Linked DNA regions of Homo sapiens: region 1 is linked to region 2. Evidence: chromatin loops called from intact Hi-C (ENCODE). Cell type or tissue: Caco-2. All regions are shown on one strand.

Region 1 (8,000 bases), 160 kb before region 2:
GCCCACCCCCCTGACCTCCCACAGCTTCTGTGCAGAGCCATGAGGACCCTGGAGACCCCAGGAACAAATGTCAAACACGCTCATTAAAGGGCTGGACTCTGCAGGGTGTTGGTTCTGGGCAGACCAGACCTAGTCTTAACCCCAAAAGCTCCAGCTGGCCTGGCACAGGCCCTCCAGATGAGTGGCCACTTGACCTTGGGGGCACGGGGAGGACGGCCCTGGCTGGAGGGGAGGGGCTCCCTGGACAACTGTGCATAGCCTGGGTGCTCAGGCCCTGTCCTAGGATGGGAAGAAATTCCTCCAGGCAGCCTGCTTCTGTCTCACCTCACTCCCAGGCCCTGCACAGAGGCCTGCACACAGCGGGCACTTAATAAATGTTGGAAGAATTTATGTGAATGTGTCAAAGGTACAGTTCTGCCCTCAAGGTGGCTCTGATCCGGTTGGGGAAGCAGGACAGCATCTTCAGAGCAGACGTAGCGGGGAGGGAGGCTCCGCACCTCCGTCTTCTCTTCCGTCAGATGCGGCTGATGATCCCAGGCTCCCAGGTCTGGGTCCTCTGGGAGATCCGTGCTTGTAACGGACACGCTTCTCGCCTCTTCCTTGGCTCTGTCCAAGGAGCAGGGGTGCCTCCAGCACCACAGGATGCCCCTGGTTCACTCAAAGCATCCCTCAGATTGCCACAGATACACAATGGCCACAGGACTCAGGGGACAACACAGTCACCCAGGAGCACTGGGCAGCCTGGCCAGCCTCCGCAATGCTGCATGCACCCTTCCTCTCCTGACCTGAGTCCCCCGACTGCTGGTCCCTTGACCACCCTTCCAGCCAGAGAGCTCCACCAGGACCCGGGGGTGTTTGCCCCGTCCACCTCCTCTGGCACCTACCGGGCAGGAGCTGGCTGCTGAGGCAAGGGCCCTTGGTCGCCTGGCCAGTCCTTGGTCACCCAGCTCTTGGGGTGGGATGAGGGCCCCTTCAACTCCATGAAGGTCTGTTCCCCAGGCTGACCCAGCCTCAGGTGATTCTCAGAGAACACCACCATGGCATCCAGGTGTTGACGCCCTGGCTTAGCCACTCAAGAGCAGGAAGAGGCTTCAGACACAGCGCTGAGAGTATGACCTGAGGTCAGGGAACGCGTGTGGCTGGATTGCTGCAGTGCAAGGCCAGGCGTTGTTACCCAGTGTCCTGCGTGCTCCCCACCACTGAGGGGCATCTCAAGGAACGACGTCCCTGCCCCTCAGCAGGGAGGCACCTGCTCCTGCCCACTCTTATTATCCCGGGCCAGGGAGGGCTCGGCCAGGCTGAGTGGCTTGGCTTGCCCGAGTCCCCAGGCTGCTCAGCGACCAAGCCAGACATCAGAATTAGAGCAGGCAGCCCGAGCCCCTCTCTGCGGTGCCTCCAGAGATGTGGGTTTCCCAAGCCCAAGAGTGGCTGAAGCGGCTTCCCAGGGAGTGTTCACCGCCTGAAAGGGTGGGTACTTTTGTGGTTTGTTCCCACCCTAAGTGGGAGCCCTGTGGGGTTGGGCCAGGTACACAGCATCTGCCATGGGCTTGTGACATGGCCATACTCAGAGGCCAAAGGCCCACTGGCTGCAGGAGCAGGGACGGAGGGCTGGCTTTGTGCAAAATGAAAGCTTGGAGCGCCGGCTGAGGGAGGCCAGTCTCCCCTGCCTATGGGCCTATTGCCCTGAGGTCCCCAGGGATGGAAACTCAATTCCCAAATGTGCTGGATGTCTGGATGGGGAGTGGGCTGAATGCCAACCCGTGCCAGGGGTGACCTCCACCCTGCCCTGCCCTGATGCCATGGGATGCCTGCTTGGTCTCACTGGGCCCCTCCAGGGGTGGTAGGTGACTGTTTGTAGGATGAGATCGGGGAGAGGAGACCAGGAAAAGTGTCCAGGGTAGGGAGTGGGCATGACAGCTGTCCTGGGGTTAGCCAGAGGGGAGATCACATGTGAGCCAAGGGTCTGGTCCCTTCATACATCCCTCAAAAAGCACAAGTTCAAAGCCAAGGTTGTTAAGAATTTCAAGAGGCAACTGGAGAGCACGAAACCCCAAGTGGGTGCCCTCTGAGCATGGCACCCTTCTAAGCACAGCGCTCCACGGGATCTCACTGACACACGGCTGACCACGAGACCGGCCCTCCTCCAAGCATTAACCGGGCTTCTCTCTAAAGGCAGAAGAAACTCCAGATTGGAAGATAATTCCCATGGGACTGTGTCCCCAACAACCCTCCCGGATCTGTGAGGTGTCAGCAGAGGCTCCTGCTTCTGCTATCTTTGGCTTTGCTCTCCGAGAGGAAGTTCGTTCATTCATTCATTCATTCATTCATTCATTCATTCATCCCTCCATCCATCCATTGGTTCATCCATCATCCATTTCATTTATTCAAGAAGCGTTTATTCAACATCAGCTGCGCGTGAGAACACTGAGAAAAACACAGAACCTCCATGATTTCCTGCAACGGTTTAAGCCCTTCTATAATTCTGTCATATAGCAAAAACCAATGCACATTTATAATCATTCCTCTAAAAAGCATATATCAAGTGCCCACAGCACACCGGCCACGAGGTTAGCAAGACAGAGACACCCCTGTCCTCATGACCTGTGCAGTCTTGTGATGGGGCAGGCAATAGACGATCACATAAGCAAGTACAAAATTGTAAACTGTAGCAGTTTTATACAAGGACCTGCCCTGTCTGGGTGGGGTGGGGTGGCGAAGGTGGGTTGGGGTGGGCAGCCACCTCCTGGCAGGTTATAGGGTCAGCTGCAGCAGCAGCAGCTGGGAGCGGGTGCTCTGGGGTTAGCCCCCACATGAGTCCGCTGGGGATGCCTTAGCGGAATACCCCAGCCTGTGCGGCTTCAACAACAGAAGCTTACCATCTCATAGCTCCGGAGGCTGGAAGTCCAAGATCAAGGTGTTGGCAGGGGCGGTTTCTCCTGAGGCTCCCTCCCGGCTTGCAGACACCATCTTCGCTCCGTCTTCACCTGGTCTTCCTTCTGTGTGTGTCTGTGTCCTCATCTCCCCTTCTTACCAGACACCAGTCAGACTGGATTAGGGCCCACCCATATGACCTCAGTTTACCTTAATTACCCCTTTAAAGAAGCTGTCTCCAAACACAGTCCCATTCTGAGGTCCTGAGGGTCAGGGCTTCTACATAGGAATTTGGGGAGGACACACCCTGGCCCATGACACCTCCTGAGTCCATTTCCCTCCCCACATGGGCCTGTGTGACGGGGGCACGTTCCCTCCTTCTTCTGCCTTGATTTCTCCAGCTGTAGCCCAAGGCCTGTAACAGCACCTGCTGTGTGGGGGGCAATTTTGAGAAGCCCATGGAAAGTCCTGGCAGGGTGCCTGGTGCTAGCCAGGTCAGGGAAGGCCCATTCCCCCCATGGCTGTGCTGGGGCCTCACTCTGACCCTACAGGGAGGGTTTTTGTTTTGTTTTGTTTTGGTTTGGTTTTTTTGAGATGGAGCCTCACTCTGTCGCCCAGGCTGGAGTGTAGTGGCACAATCTCAGCTCACTGCAACCTCTGCCTCTCAGGTTCAAGCCATTCTCCTGCTTCATCCTCCTGAGTAGCTGGGACTACAGGCACCTGCCACCACGTCTGGCTAATTTTTGTATTTTTAGCAGAGACGGGGTTTCACCATGTTGGCCAGGCTGGTCTCAAACTCCCGATATCAGGTGATCCACCCGCCTTGGCCTCCTAAAGTGCTGGGATTATAGGCGTGAGCCACCGTGCCCGGCCTACAGGGAGGGTTTTGATGCCCCTGCAGTTGAGAAATGTGAGCCTTGGGGCTGTCAAGCAATAACCAGGTACCCCAGCAGGGGAGGGGCAGGGCTGGGCAGTCCACACTCATGTCCCTGGGCTGGTGAGGATACAGGTGCAGCATCTAAGATTGTTTGTGGCTCTGGGCGTGGAGAGGGGTCCTTGATGTCCATCCACTGGTGGTGCAGGAACATGAGGCCTGTCCCGTGGGCAAGTCTGTGGGCTGCAAGGCTGTGATCCATGTCCTAGCTCCTCCCAAGGCCATGCCTCCTGTGGGCCTGCACTGAGGGAGCCTTGGGAGGAGGTGGCCGTTATGTGGCCGTCACATGGCTGTGCAGCAGCCAGGCCAGCTCGGGCGCTGGCTCCCCGGAGGGCAGGTCCAGGCCATGTTGACTCTGGAGGCAGCCACATGGCTTTTGCTGGTTCCCTGCTGAGCTGGGCTTTGCAGCCTGTCACCTGTGCAACCCTTGGCCAGTATTTGTTTTGTTTTTAATGTTCATGATAGCTTTATTCATAATAGCAAAAAACTGGAAACAACCCTAAACAACTGGTAAATGGATAAACAAACTGCAGGTGCCTCCAGACAATGGAATACTACTCAGCAGTGAAGAGGGCAAGCTGCAACTTCTTGCAAAGGCCTGGGTGAGCCGCAAAGCCAGAGAAGCCCGCCTCAAAGTCAACGTGCTCCCTGGCTCCATTTACGTGACATTTTGTTGAATAGACTATTTTTTAAGCAGTTTTAGATCCATAGAAAAATTGAGCAGCAAGCACAGAGTCCCCTCTGTCCTCTTGGCATTATTTAACTTCTCCATCTGTAGATGTGGATATTGATGTGGACTTCACAGGGGCAGTGGGTGGCAGGAGATTCCTGGAGGTGGGTGTGGGCGTGCTTTGTAAACTGTAAAGTGCAGCACCCCAGTTAAAATTTATTCTCAGGCTCAGTAAGCCATGGGGTGGCTGCATAGCCACCGGGGCCTGCAGAGGGTGGGAGAGACTGGCTCCCAAGCCCAGCCCAGAGGTTCTGGAAAGGTAAGCCTGGTCACATTGCTCAGAGGTGAGGAGGAGGGACCCTCCAGCCCAACCTGGCCTCCTGCAAGGTTTGTCATTTGCGGGGATGACGGAAAACTACCAGCCTGTCTGCACAGCTCCAGCCAGAGCTCTTATCTCCCATCGGCTCGCCAGAGGCCTCGGCCCAGCCCCCAGCCGGCAGGAGGATGGGGCACCTCTGCTCCTGGAGAAGGAGAGGCCCTGTGGCTCCACCTGCCCTAAGGGCTGGCCCTGGACTCCTGCCAGGTCCCCACCCAGCCTGTGACATGCAATGCCAGGAGTCTAGAATGGCCTATCCCTGAGGGGGGTTCAGATCCTGGCTCTGTCCTGTCCCCCCTGTGTGACCTCAGCACATTCCTGCACCTCTCTTAACAAACCCTGCCAACAGCTGAGTTGCTTAGCACCTGCTATGTCGTGCAGCTTGGAGACCCTGCGCACCCTTTACCAGGACCCTGTCTCCCAAAGCTCGGTGAGGCGCCTGGTCATCCCCCAGGATGTGGGAGGCCGAGGCTGGGAGCAGAGGGCGGCCCGCACCTGCCACAGGGCTGATCTAGGCTGGGGCTGGGATTGGAATTCCATCCCCAGGTGCCCCCGACATGAGGTGAGCCGGGGACCAGCGTTCATGACGCAGTGGGAGCCCCTCCCAACAGGGCTGTGACTTCGCCGGGGATGGACCTTGCAGGGAGGCAGGCAGCTGCCCCACAAATCTGCCTCCCAGAGCCCTGAGCCGCCCACGGCTCTGGGTTGGGGTCTCAGCTGACATACAGTTACTGGAGTTTCTGTGGCTTCTCTGGACGTGGCCTGAGCCGGGCCAAGGGAGAGAACAGAAATGGAGGGACACATGTCTATGCCCTCAGCAGGCAGCACCACAGGACCCACACGAAACTCCTCCCCCTCATGAAACTCCTCCCCCATATGAAACTCCTCCCCCCACGAAACACCTCCGCCCGCAAGAAACTCCTCCCCTCACATGAAACTCCTCCCCTCACACGAAACTCCCTCCTCACATGAAACTCCTCCCCACACACGAAACTCCTCCTCCCACATGAAACTCTTCCGCCACATGAAACTCCTCCCCTCACATGAAACTCCTCCCCACCACACGAAACTCCTCCTCCCACACAAAACTCCTCCCCACGTCTTCCTCCCACACGAAACTCCTCCCCACACCAAACTCCTCCTCCCGCACGAAACTCCTCCCCTCACACCAAACTCCTCCCCTCACACGAAACTCCTCCCCTCATATGAAACTCCTCCCCCCACATGAAACCCCTCCCCTCACATGACACTCCTCCGCCCACCAAACTCCTCCCCCCCATGAAACTCCTCCCCTCGGGCCCCACGTGAGCCTGTAGCCAGCCCTCTGGGGGAACTGAGGCTTCAGTGGAAGGAAGGCCCTGAAAGCTTCTTCCAGGCTGGGGAAGGAGCACTAAGGGGAGGAAGATCACACTCCTCCAGCCACCGTGTTGAGACGCTGGGGCTGGGAGTCCCCTCTGCGTCCAGGTGTGTGGATGTCAGTGGTCAGTCTCCTTTCATTGGTGCCCACCTGCTTTCCTGCTTCTCATGAATGCCCACAAAGTGTTGGGATGACCACCAGCGGCTGCAGTATGATACCCCAGCTTGGCAGCCCCACGAAGAGGGGGTCCCAGGGCAGGTCCCACACGCTCCCAAAATTGCAGTGAAGCCACTCGGCCCCAGGGGCCTCCGGTGGGGACAGAGATGATTCTGCACAGGGACGTCAGACACTGCCGCCAGGCGGTCGTTCAGGTGGGAGGCGGCCCTGCAGGGGAGGTAAGACTGCTTTGCCCACCTCCTCCCTGAAGCCCCACTGGCCCCTGAGCAGCTGCAGGCTGGTGTCTCTTGGGCCTGCACTGATAGTTGCCTCCAGGTGTCCTGCCCTGCACGGCACTCCCTTGCCACACCCTGGGCTTCACAGCCTCGAGGGCAGGGGTCTGTGCCCCTGGAGCATGGAGCTCTCGGCTGCTGAGCCCCAGCCTGCCTCTGCGCCACCTTCAAACCTGGCTTGTATGGAGAAAGTTCTCCCTCTGGCCTCTGGCCTGGCTCCCTGGTGGCAGTGGTGTCCTCGGCTCAGGACTGCCCTGAGGGCCCTCTTCCAGCCCCGCCCCTGCTTGAGCGAGTGAGTGAGCAAGCCTTCCCCAGGTGGGCCCCTCCCTAGCTCCCAACCCTGACTTTTCCCCTGAGCCCAGGCTCTGCTGTGCTCTGTGCTAGGGCTGGATCTGCTGAAGCCGGGGCCAGAGGCCTGTGCTGCCCCCAACCTGGGAACCTCCAGACCACACTGATGCGACCGCTGCCTCCCAGTTCCCAGGAACAGATACTGAGCTCTGAGCAATGGGCACAATTTCAGACCCAGCGTCCTGGCGGTGCCATAAAACTGCAGCAGCGAAGCTCACTGGAGTCATTTTCTCCTGTGCTGCTGACACGGAGAGGAAAAATCCCCAAATAAAGCTCTTCCCACAGCCACAGCCACGAAAACATTGTCCCCTGCAACTGTGCTCGCTACTCAAACATGATTTCTCCTCCTCAGGGGGAAAAACCTCCCAGCAATTCTCATTGCAAGATGGTAAACCTGTCGCCCTAATGAACAGCTTTCATTTAGAACCCAGCGAGAAGGGGCGCACCGGGAGACGGCAGCTTTGTTGACTGCGATGTTTCCAAATCACTTGCTCAACCTGCAGCGTTCCCATGGAGCTTGGAGCGCCCAGCATAGGGCTTTATTGTTGTTTTGAGGCAAGAAAGAAGTTTTCAGAAGCCATACTTTGTGCTGATTCATGTTTCACCCTTGTGCCTACAAAGTCTCCCTCAAATGGGTATCCTGGTCCTCTTGCATGCCTCTGATGATGGGATGCTCACTACTTCCCAGTGCAGCCCCCCTTCATTGCAGGGGCTCATCACCAAGACTGCAGGGGAGGAGACTCAGAGCTCCCGTCTGTCCTGCTGTCTCCACCTATGAGTGTTTACTGAGCACCTGCTACATGCCAGGCCCTGTGCCAGGGCTGGGAGGGAGGAAGGGGCTTGCGGAGGGGCTGCCCTTTCAGGGGATGGAGCTCAGGGCTGGCTTGGCTGTGACAAGACCATGATGCAGGTTTGACACTCCTAAAGGAGAAAGGAATTGGGTGGGAGGAGCCTCAGTCACAGGTGGCAGCTGAGACAAAGGCCACCCATGCAGG
Region 2 (8,000 bases):
AGGCCAGTGCTTACTCCGCCATGTTTGCAGCCCGAGGCCAGCTGGCTGCAGGTGCAGGACTATGCCTCAGGGGTCAGGGTGCACACACCCCTGCATGTCTCGGGGCTCCTGGGTAGCTTCTGGAAGGGCCCAGATGGGGCCTGACTGGAGCTGCCGAGGGGTGGAGCTTCTGGGAAAAGGATCCCTCCTAGGGGGGAGTGTCTTGAGCCTGGGGCCATGTGGCAGGGACAGAGACGGGTCCATGGCAGTGTCTCCTCTTCTCTGTGAAGGCAAAGGGCCTCTGAGGGAGTATTACAGCCGCCTCATCCACCAGTAGCATTTCCAGCACATCCAGGTCTGCACCCCCTGGCTGGAGGGCCGAGGACTACCCCCGCTTCTAGGTGAGAGGCCAGCGGGAGGCTCAGGGAGGAGGCAGGGCCTTAAGCAGGGGGAACAGGGGTGGGCAGGATGTACTTTTTCTGAAAAGGTGGCTCTGGAGGCCACTTGGGCACGGGACCTGGGCTCTGGCTGAACTCCCGGGAGGAGGCTACTTTCTGGTGTGCCAGCCCCTCCCAGCCAGGTGGCCCCAGAGGCCCTTTACCAAGGGGTTTGAGGAGGTCACATCCTTTCAGCCTGCCACGCCCTCCATTCAGTCCTCTTCCTTCCTGCAGGAGGGCTGGGCCTGGGGTTGGGGCCACTGTTGCCCAGGTGTAGGAAGGCAGTGGCTTTGGGAGGTACAGGGACGATGTGTCAAACAGCGTCGCCTCTCCCAGTGAGATGGTTCTGCTTTGCCTCCGTCTCTTTCCCCGTTGTTTTCTCCAAGTGGGGAGTTGTGTCTTGGTCCTGATGCGTCTCTAGAGCCGCATCTTCCAGCTTCTAGTGAGCAGAGCAGTTGGAGGCTGAGGCCTTTTCCTGGCAGGACTCTCCAGCTAGTCTTTGTTTTAGACAGTCTCGCTCTGTTGCCTAGGCTGGAGTGCACGATCTCAGCTCATGCAACCTCCGCCTCCTGGGTTCAAGCGATTCTCCCACCTCAGCCTCCCGAGTAGATTATGGGATTACAGGAGCCCTCCACAACACCTGGCTTATTTTTGTATTTTTAGTAGAAACAGGGATTCACCATGTTGGCCAGACTGGTCTTGAACTCCTGACCTCAAGTGATCCTCCTGTCTTGGCCTCCCTAAGTGCTGGGATTCCAGGCGTGACCCATCACGCCTGGTCCCAGCTAGTCTTTAGAAATGTTAAGCCGTTTCGCTTTATTTTCACACTGACAGCTGGTTTGTAGTGGGTGTGCTGTGGTTTATTATTATTATTATTATTATTATTATTATTATTATTATTTTGAGAAGGAGTTTCGCTCTTGTAGCCCAGGCTGCAGTGTAATGGCACGATCTTGGCTCACTGCAACCTCTGCCTTCCCAGGTTCAAGCAATTCTCCTGCCTCAGCCTCCTGAGTAGCTGGGATTACAGGCACCTGCCACGACACTTCGCTAATTTTGTGTTTCTTTTAGTAGAGATGGGGTTTCACCACGTTGGCCAGGCTGGTCTTGAACTCCTGACCTCAGGTGATCCGCCCACCTTGGCCTCCCAAAATGCTGGGATTACATGCGGGAGGTGAACCTGGGAGGTGGAGGTTGCAGTGAGCTGAGATTGTGCCACTGCACTCCAGCCTGGGTGACAGAGTGAGACTCTGTCTCAAAACAAAACAACAACAACAAAAAAACCAAATTGTGATTACGTAGAAAAAGTGTCAACTTACATTTTCAGATGTCCCAGCCAGACCATGTGGCTGCTTGGCCAGCTTAAGCCACTTGTGCTTGGGGCTGCGGGGGGCCTTATCTGATTTTCACTCCCCTCGGGGGATGCTGCCTCACTGTGCTGGGAGGATTTGTGTTCCCAGGGCAGAGACCAGCTCTCTGACCGCACCCCTCTTGCCTAGCAGGGTCGGTGGACCTGGGTGTCTGTCTAGACACGTCCTCCAGTGGCCTGGACCTGCCCATGAAGGTGGTGGACATGTTCAGGAGCTGTTTGCCTGTGTGTGCGTTGTGAACTTCAAGTGGTAGGAGCAGAACCCGAATCTTTCTGGGGATAGCTTCACAGATCCACCGCTGAGGGGGAAACAGTGCAGAGCCAGCTGCCCACAGTGAGGCCCTGCCCCTTGGTCAGTCCAGCACACACTGGAGGCCATGAGGAGGAGCCCTGTGGTTACTGTGGCTGGGCTGAGCCTCACTGAAGTAGTTGCTTCCATTTAGAACTCATGTTATATTTAGGTTGGTACAAAAGTAATCACGGTTTTTGCCATTAAAAATGGCAATAACTTTTGCACCAACCTAATATGAAAAAAGAAAGCACCTTAAATACTAGAACTCCACTCGGGGCTTTTGCTCCTAGAGTAGAATTGGCGGGAATTGCCTGCAGGCTTACATGGTTTTCTTTGTTTTTCTCTCCCACCATGTCCCTTTTGGCCAAGCTCACATGGTGGGTTTGAATGAGTTAAATGAGTGTCATGCTGTGGCCTCACTGCACCCAGCATAGATGGGTGTTTGGAAGGGTGGCGTTAGAGGAGATTCTAGAAGCAGTAGCCCCAGCACAAGTTGAGCCCTTGGCCCCTGCTCAGGAGCCGGCTCCTGGATGGGATTCAGGGATTCAAGCCCCTCGTGTGAGCTGAGCTCAGGGAACGTCTTGATCAAATCTGGTGCCCTAGAAAAGTCATCTTTTATGTGCTGAACCAGTCTCCAGGGGGTTGCCTTACTTGTTCCACAGCCATGGAATTAAGAAAAACATACAAAAATAATTCTTCAGTCCTTGAAGAGCATCCAGCACAGAAGGTACAAACCCTCCTTAAGGCTCCCTCCTCAAATCGGTTTGGCCATTTTGATGTGCACTCCCCCAGGCCTTTATACCCTTCAGATGCCAAATCTAAGAACCAGCTCCCAGAAACCACACCCCCTGTTCCAATCCCCAGCCTGGCTTGAGCGTGGGGTGCGAGGGGAGCCCAGGTGGGCACCCCAGGGGTCTGGTGTCTTCTCCAGGCAGCTCTCAGGCTCCCTTGGTTCTCTCTGCAGTTTACATGAGCTGGTGAAACATCAAGAAAACGGCTTGGTCTTTGAGGACTCAGAGGAACTGGCAGCTCAGCTGCAGGTAGCCACATCTGCCACTAAGCCAGGGTGGGCAGGGTTCTGGAGACTGGCACCGAGCCACGCTCCCTGATCCCTGCTTCCCACAGTCGGGGTGGGACCATGTGGGGTCTGGCGGAAAAGCTAGGGAGGGAGCAGAGGTCACAGAGGCTGGCCTACTCTGCTGTCCCGTTTCGGTACAGTAGGCTCGGGAAAGTTAGGACACAACCCCACCTGCCCGCCTGCCCGCTGGATTTATGGAACAGACACTCCACAAATGACGCTGGAGCCGGGTGGGCCGGGCTGCAGTTTAGGAAGTGAGCAGGATCAGGTAGGTGAGTGGGCAAAGGGAGCTTCTGGGACCAGCCTTGAAAGATGGGTGGAATTCTGCAAATGTTACTTGTTTCTTATTGCAAAAAGTAATACATCGTTCTTGCCAACAGAATGACTGGCAGGATTTTCAGTAAAGGTCCAAGTCGGAAGTCATTTAGACTGGGTCCCCTAGTCTCTGTCAGAACCATGGTACTCTGTTGGGGTGTGAAAGTAGCCACAGATCATCTGTAGATTAAGGGGTGTGGCTTTGTTCCAATAAATCTTTATTTACAAACACAGGCTGTGGGCTGGATTTGGCCTGCAGGCTGTAGTTTGTGATCCTTGATTCAGACAGTTTAGCAAGGCTGAAAAGAACACCGACACCCCCTTGTTACCCACAGATGGGTGGGACTTGGCCAGAGGCCAAGAGGAGGGTGCTCGCAGGGGAGCATACAGCATGAAGAGGCCGGGAGGTGCCCCAGGACACCAAGTGTGGGAAAGTGGGACATGCGGGGAAGTTCCCAGAAAGCGTGATGTCAAGTTGGAGGCGGAGCGCTGCTGGGGCGTGAAGAGTCTCGAGTCCAAGTGAGGGAGTTAAGAACTTGGTAGGGGTTGTTGTTGGGTCGGGCACCTGGGGTCAGCCAGGTGGTGACCTGGGATGCGGTGGGGACAGGCAATGAGGTAAGCTCTGCTCTTTAGTATTATGCAGATGCTTTTCTCAAACTTTCCTGATCCTGCAGGCAAGCTAAACCTGTTCCGGAAGAACCTGCGGGAGTCGCAGCAGCTCCGATGGGATGAGAGCTGGGTGCAGACTGTGCTCCCTTTGGTTATGGACACATAACTCCTGGGCCAGAGGCTAAAACCCCAGGGCCCCTGCTGTCCTTCCCGCAGCTTCTTCTTGGAGTCTCAGGGCAAACCCTTTCAAGCAGCGCCTCCCAGTGGCCAGAAGCTGAAATGACGGCAGTGGTGCCGCCTGGTGAGTGAATTGCTTCTGTGACCCGGGAAGCTGTGGTTGGCTCTGATTTCTTTTTTGGAGGCTTGGAAACACTTCCTCTCTTCTTCTGTTCTTCACGCCCCATGCCCCTGCTAGCGTACTACTGTTCTGTGACTTCCCTGTGACCTCTGCAGTACTCCTCATCCTGCGTTTGGTCTCCAGGTGTCGCCTTTCTGCCGTGTTCCTAATATTTTGATTCCTGTCTTGAAAAAAGCACCTGCTGCACAGTAAGCCCAGGGATGTGGCAGCTGCAGCGGGCTTGGCTTTGTGAGGAACCGGGTGTGTCCACGTTGGGGGAACATCATACTTGATACACACGTTTTTATTTGCACAAAGAAAATGCTATTTTTAGAGCCAGAATTTTCATGTCTGATTTATGGTGATTTTCTTAAGAACCAGAACTGCTGGCAGAAAGGGGGCACCCACACGCTTAGATAGCCGATGTCTTATTAGAGGGCAGTTTGTGGTTCCTGATTTGGAAATTAATATTCTCCAAACATTCCAGTCCAATGAAAGTTTTATCCGCTTTCCCATGTAAAAATTCTTCCCATGAGAGTGACTTGATCCTCACAATCCCGTTGAAGTCGCGTGTGAGTCCTACAGTATTAGGTTCAGCATTGCCATCTCCAAGTGCTCTTTGTAGGGAAACAGTTTCTGGTCATGACAAGCTTCCACTTCCCATCTGATCCTGGCCTGGCCTGGAAACAGAGCACATGTGTTTGAGGATGGCGGTGTTTGGGGACAGGACATGAGCGTATTGTGTGGGGCTGCTAGGACAGGCGTGGTGTGGTGGGGGAGTGTCCAAGTCAGTCTACTTGTTTCACAGTTTCCCAGTCCCACCCAGGTACCTAGAATTGGCCTCCAGGATGGGACCAGAAATCTGGTTTTGCATAGAAATGGTTAGCAGCAGGCACCGTGCCGCTGTCCACTCTCTGCTGGCGTCTGCCCCAGCACTTGGCACAGCGGGACAGAAGCAGAGCTCTGAACCCACATCTACCTGGCTGCCCAGTCAACCCACTCTTCACAAAGCTTAGAAAGCGGCCGGGCACAGTGGCTCACGCCTGTAATCCCAACACTTTGGGAGGCCAAGGTGGGGGGATCACTTGAGGTCAGGAGTTCGAGAGCAGCCTGGCCAACATGGTGAAACCCCATCTCTACAAAAATACAAAAATTAGCCAGGCATGATGGCGGGTGCCTGTAATCCCAGCTACCTGGGAGGCTGAGGCAGGAGAATTGCTTGAACCCAGGAGGCAGAGGTTGCAGTGAGCTGAGATTGTGCCACTGCACTCCAGCCTGAGTGACAGAGTGAGACTCCATTTCAAAAAAAAAACACCAAAAAAAACAAAACAAAACAAACAAACAAAAACACACACACACAGCTTAGAAGGGGCTGGTGTTCTCATAAGCACAGATGTCTGAAGAGCCGTTAGCCAGAATGATTCTTTTTTTTTTTTTTTTTTTGAGATACGATCTTGTTCTTTCACCCAGGCTGGAGTGCAGTGGCACAGTCATTGCTCACCACAGCCTTGACTCCTGGGCTCTAGCAATCCTCCCATTTCCTGACTAGCTGGGATGACAGGTGCGTGCCACCATGCCAGTAATTTTTTTATTTTGTAGAGATGGGGTCCTGAACCCATGGCCTCAAATGATGCTCCTGCCTCAGCCTCTTTTATTATTTTTTTTTTGGACGGAGTTTAACTCTGTTCCCCTAGCTGGAGTGCAGTGGCGCAATCTCAGCTCACTGCGATGCCTCCCAGGTTCAAGTGATCCTCCTGCATCAGCATCCCGAGTAGCTGGGATTATAGGCGTGCAGCACCACGCCTGGCTAATTTTTGTGTTTTTAGTAGAGATGGGGTTTCACCGTGTTGGCCAGGCTGGTCTTGATCTCTTGACCTCAAGTGATCCGCTCACCTCAGCCTCCCAAATCCTCAGCCTCTTACAGTGTTGGGATTACAGGTGTGAGACACTGTGACCCGGGATGATTTTCAATCACAGTTTTTTGTTACAAGTGGAAAATGCATATCTATAAAAATGAAGTAGTGCAGACATGAATGTGTAGAAGTCTCTATAATCCTGCCATCCAAGGATGGCACCTGTTAACGAGTGTATTAGGGATGTCCAATCTTTTGGCCTCCCTGTGCCACATTGGAAGAAGAATCACCTTGGGCCACACATAAAATACACTAACGCTAGCAATAGCTGATGAGCTAAAAGAAAAAAATTCACAAAAAAACCTCGTACTGTTTTAAGAAAGTTTACAGATTTGTGTTGGGCCGCAGGTTGGACAAGCCTGCTATATATATATTCTAGGTTTTCTCCTATAGGTATACTTATGTGAAAATGATGATTGTGATAATTTTTTTTTTGAGATGAAGTCTTGCTACGTTGCTCAAGGTTGCCACAAACTCCTGGGCTTAAGCCATCCTCCCGTCTCAGCCTCCTGAGTAGTTGGGAATATAGGTAGTCATAACCATGTCTGGGTGATTATTATTAGTTTTTAAACAAAAATGGGGCTGGGCACAGTGGCACACGCCTGTCATCCTAACACTTTGGGAAGCTGAGGCAGCAGATCACTTGAGGTCAGGAGTTCAAGATCAGCCTGGCCAACATGGCAAAACCTTGACTCTACAAAAAATAAAAAAATTAGCCAGGTGTGGTAGCACCTGCCTGTAGTCCCATCTACTCAGGAGGCTGAGATGGGAGGATAGCTTGAACCTGGGAGGTGAGAGGTTGCAGTGGGCCGAGATGGCACCACTGCACTCCAGCCTGGGCAATACAAAGCCAGACTCTGTCTCAAAAAAAAAAAAAAAAAAAAAATGGTGGGTGGGTTCTTATACTATGTGTGCTGCTTGGCACTGTTTTTTTCACTTAAAAGATATTGCAGGTATTTTTTCACGTAAGTATCTGAAGAAAGACTTCCTTTTTTTTTTTTTTTTTTTTTGCCTTTTTGAGACAGGATCTTGCTCTGTTGCCCAGGCTGGAGTGTAGTGGTGAGATCAGGGCTCATTGTAGCCTCCACCTCCTGGGATCAAGCCATCCTCCACCTCAGCCTCCCGAGTAGCTGGGACTACAGGTGTGTGAAACCACGCCTGGCTAGTTTCTGTATGTTTTGTGAATACGGGATCCCACTATGTGGCCCAGGTTCGTCTTGAACACCTGGGGTCAAGTAGTCCTCCTGCCTTAGCCTCCTAAAGTGCTGGGATGACAGGCCTGGGCCCCGCACCCGGCCAGCCTCCTGTGCGAGGTTGTGCAGGACTCTGTCGTGGAACCCAGTACGCCTTCGTGTGCCGGCTTGTTTGTTTACTCTGTAGTTAACGGGCTGCCCCACGTGGACAGTCACTGGGTCGTCCGTGTCTCTGTGTGCAGGCAGAGGCTGCTGTGCGTGCATCTGTGCACATGGCTGCCAGGAGGGGCTGTGCTCAGGGGGAGCTGGGGCAAAGGCTGGTGGCAATGGGGGGCTTGGATGTAGTGTGGAGACCTGCGAGCCAGGTGGCCGGGCTGCAGTGTGCGGGAGCTCGGGGGTCACTTGGCCTCCGTGTGTCCTAGTGTATTTGTCACTGAGATGGGACAAGGACAGCACACCCTCACAGGTGCTGGGGGCT

The links. A loop is a pair of places that touch in the nucleus more often than their neighbours do. Peaks named below come from ENCODE experiments on the same cell type or tissue, not always from the same donor. Only the 100,000 strongest peaks of a DNase experiment are listed, where the experiment ranks them.
Region 1: a loop joins it to region 2, with 3.0 times the contacts of the local background. A loop is called at or near these places in 5 of 110 quality-filtered maps.

Annotation. Positions count from the first base shown.
Region 1 is chr4:3,775,579-3,783,578 of GRCh38, forward strand. It overlaps LOC124900651 (a long non-coding RNA gene), which reads left to right and starts at 5,239. Exons shown (of 2, transcript XR_007057997.1): 1 at 5,239-5,413; 2 at 7,042-7,585. RefSeq lists an enhancer at 5,284-5,916. In Caco-2, no CTCF peak of the experiment used is centred here; DNase peaks (open chromatin) are centred at 4,983, 5,373 and 6,923.
Region 2 is chr4:3,938,277-3,946,276 of GRCh38, forward strand. It overlaps the pseudogene ALG1L7P and the pseudogene FAM86EP. Among named protein-coding and RNA genes, the nearest start is that of ADRA2C, 180 kb to the left of the region's middle. RefSeq lists enhancers at 1-158, 7,361-7,861. In Caco-2, a CTCF peak has its summit at 4,403 (motif pointing left); DNase peaks (open chromatin) are centred at 1,885 and 4,385.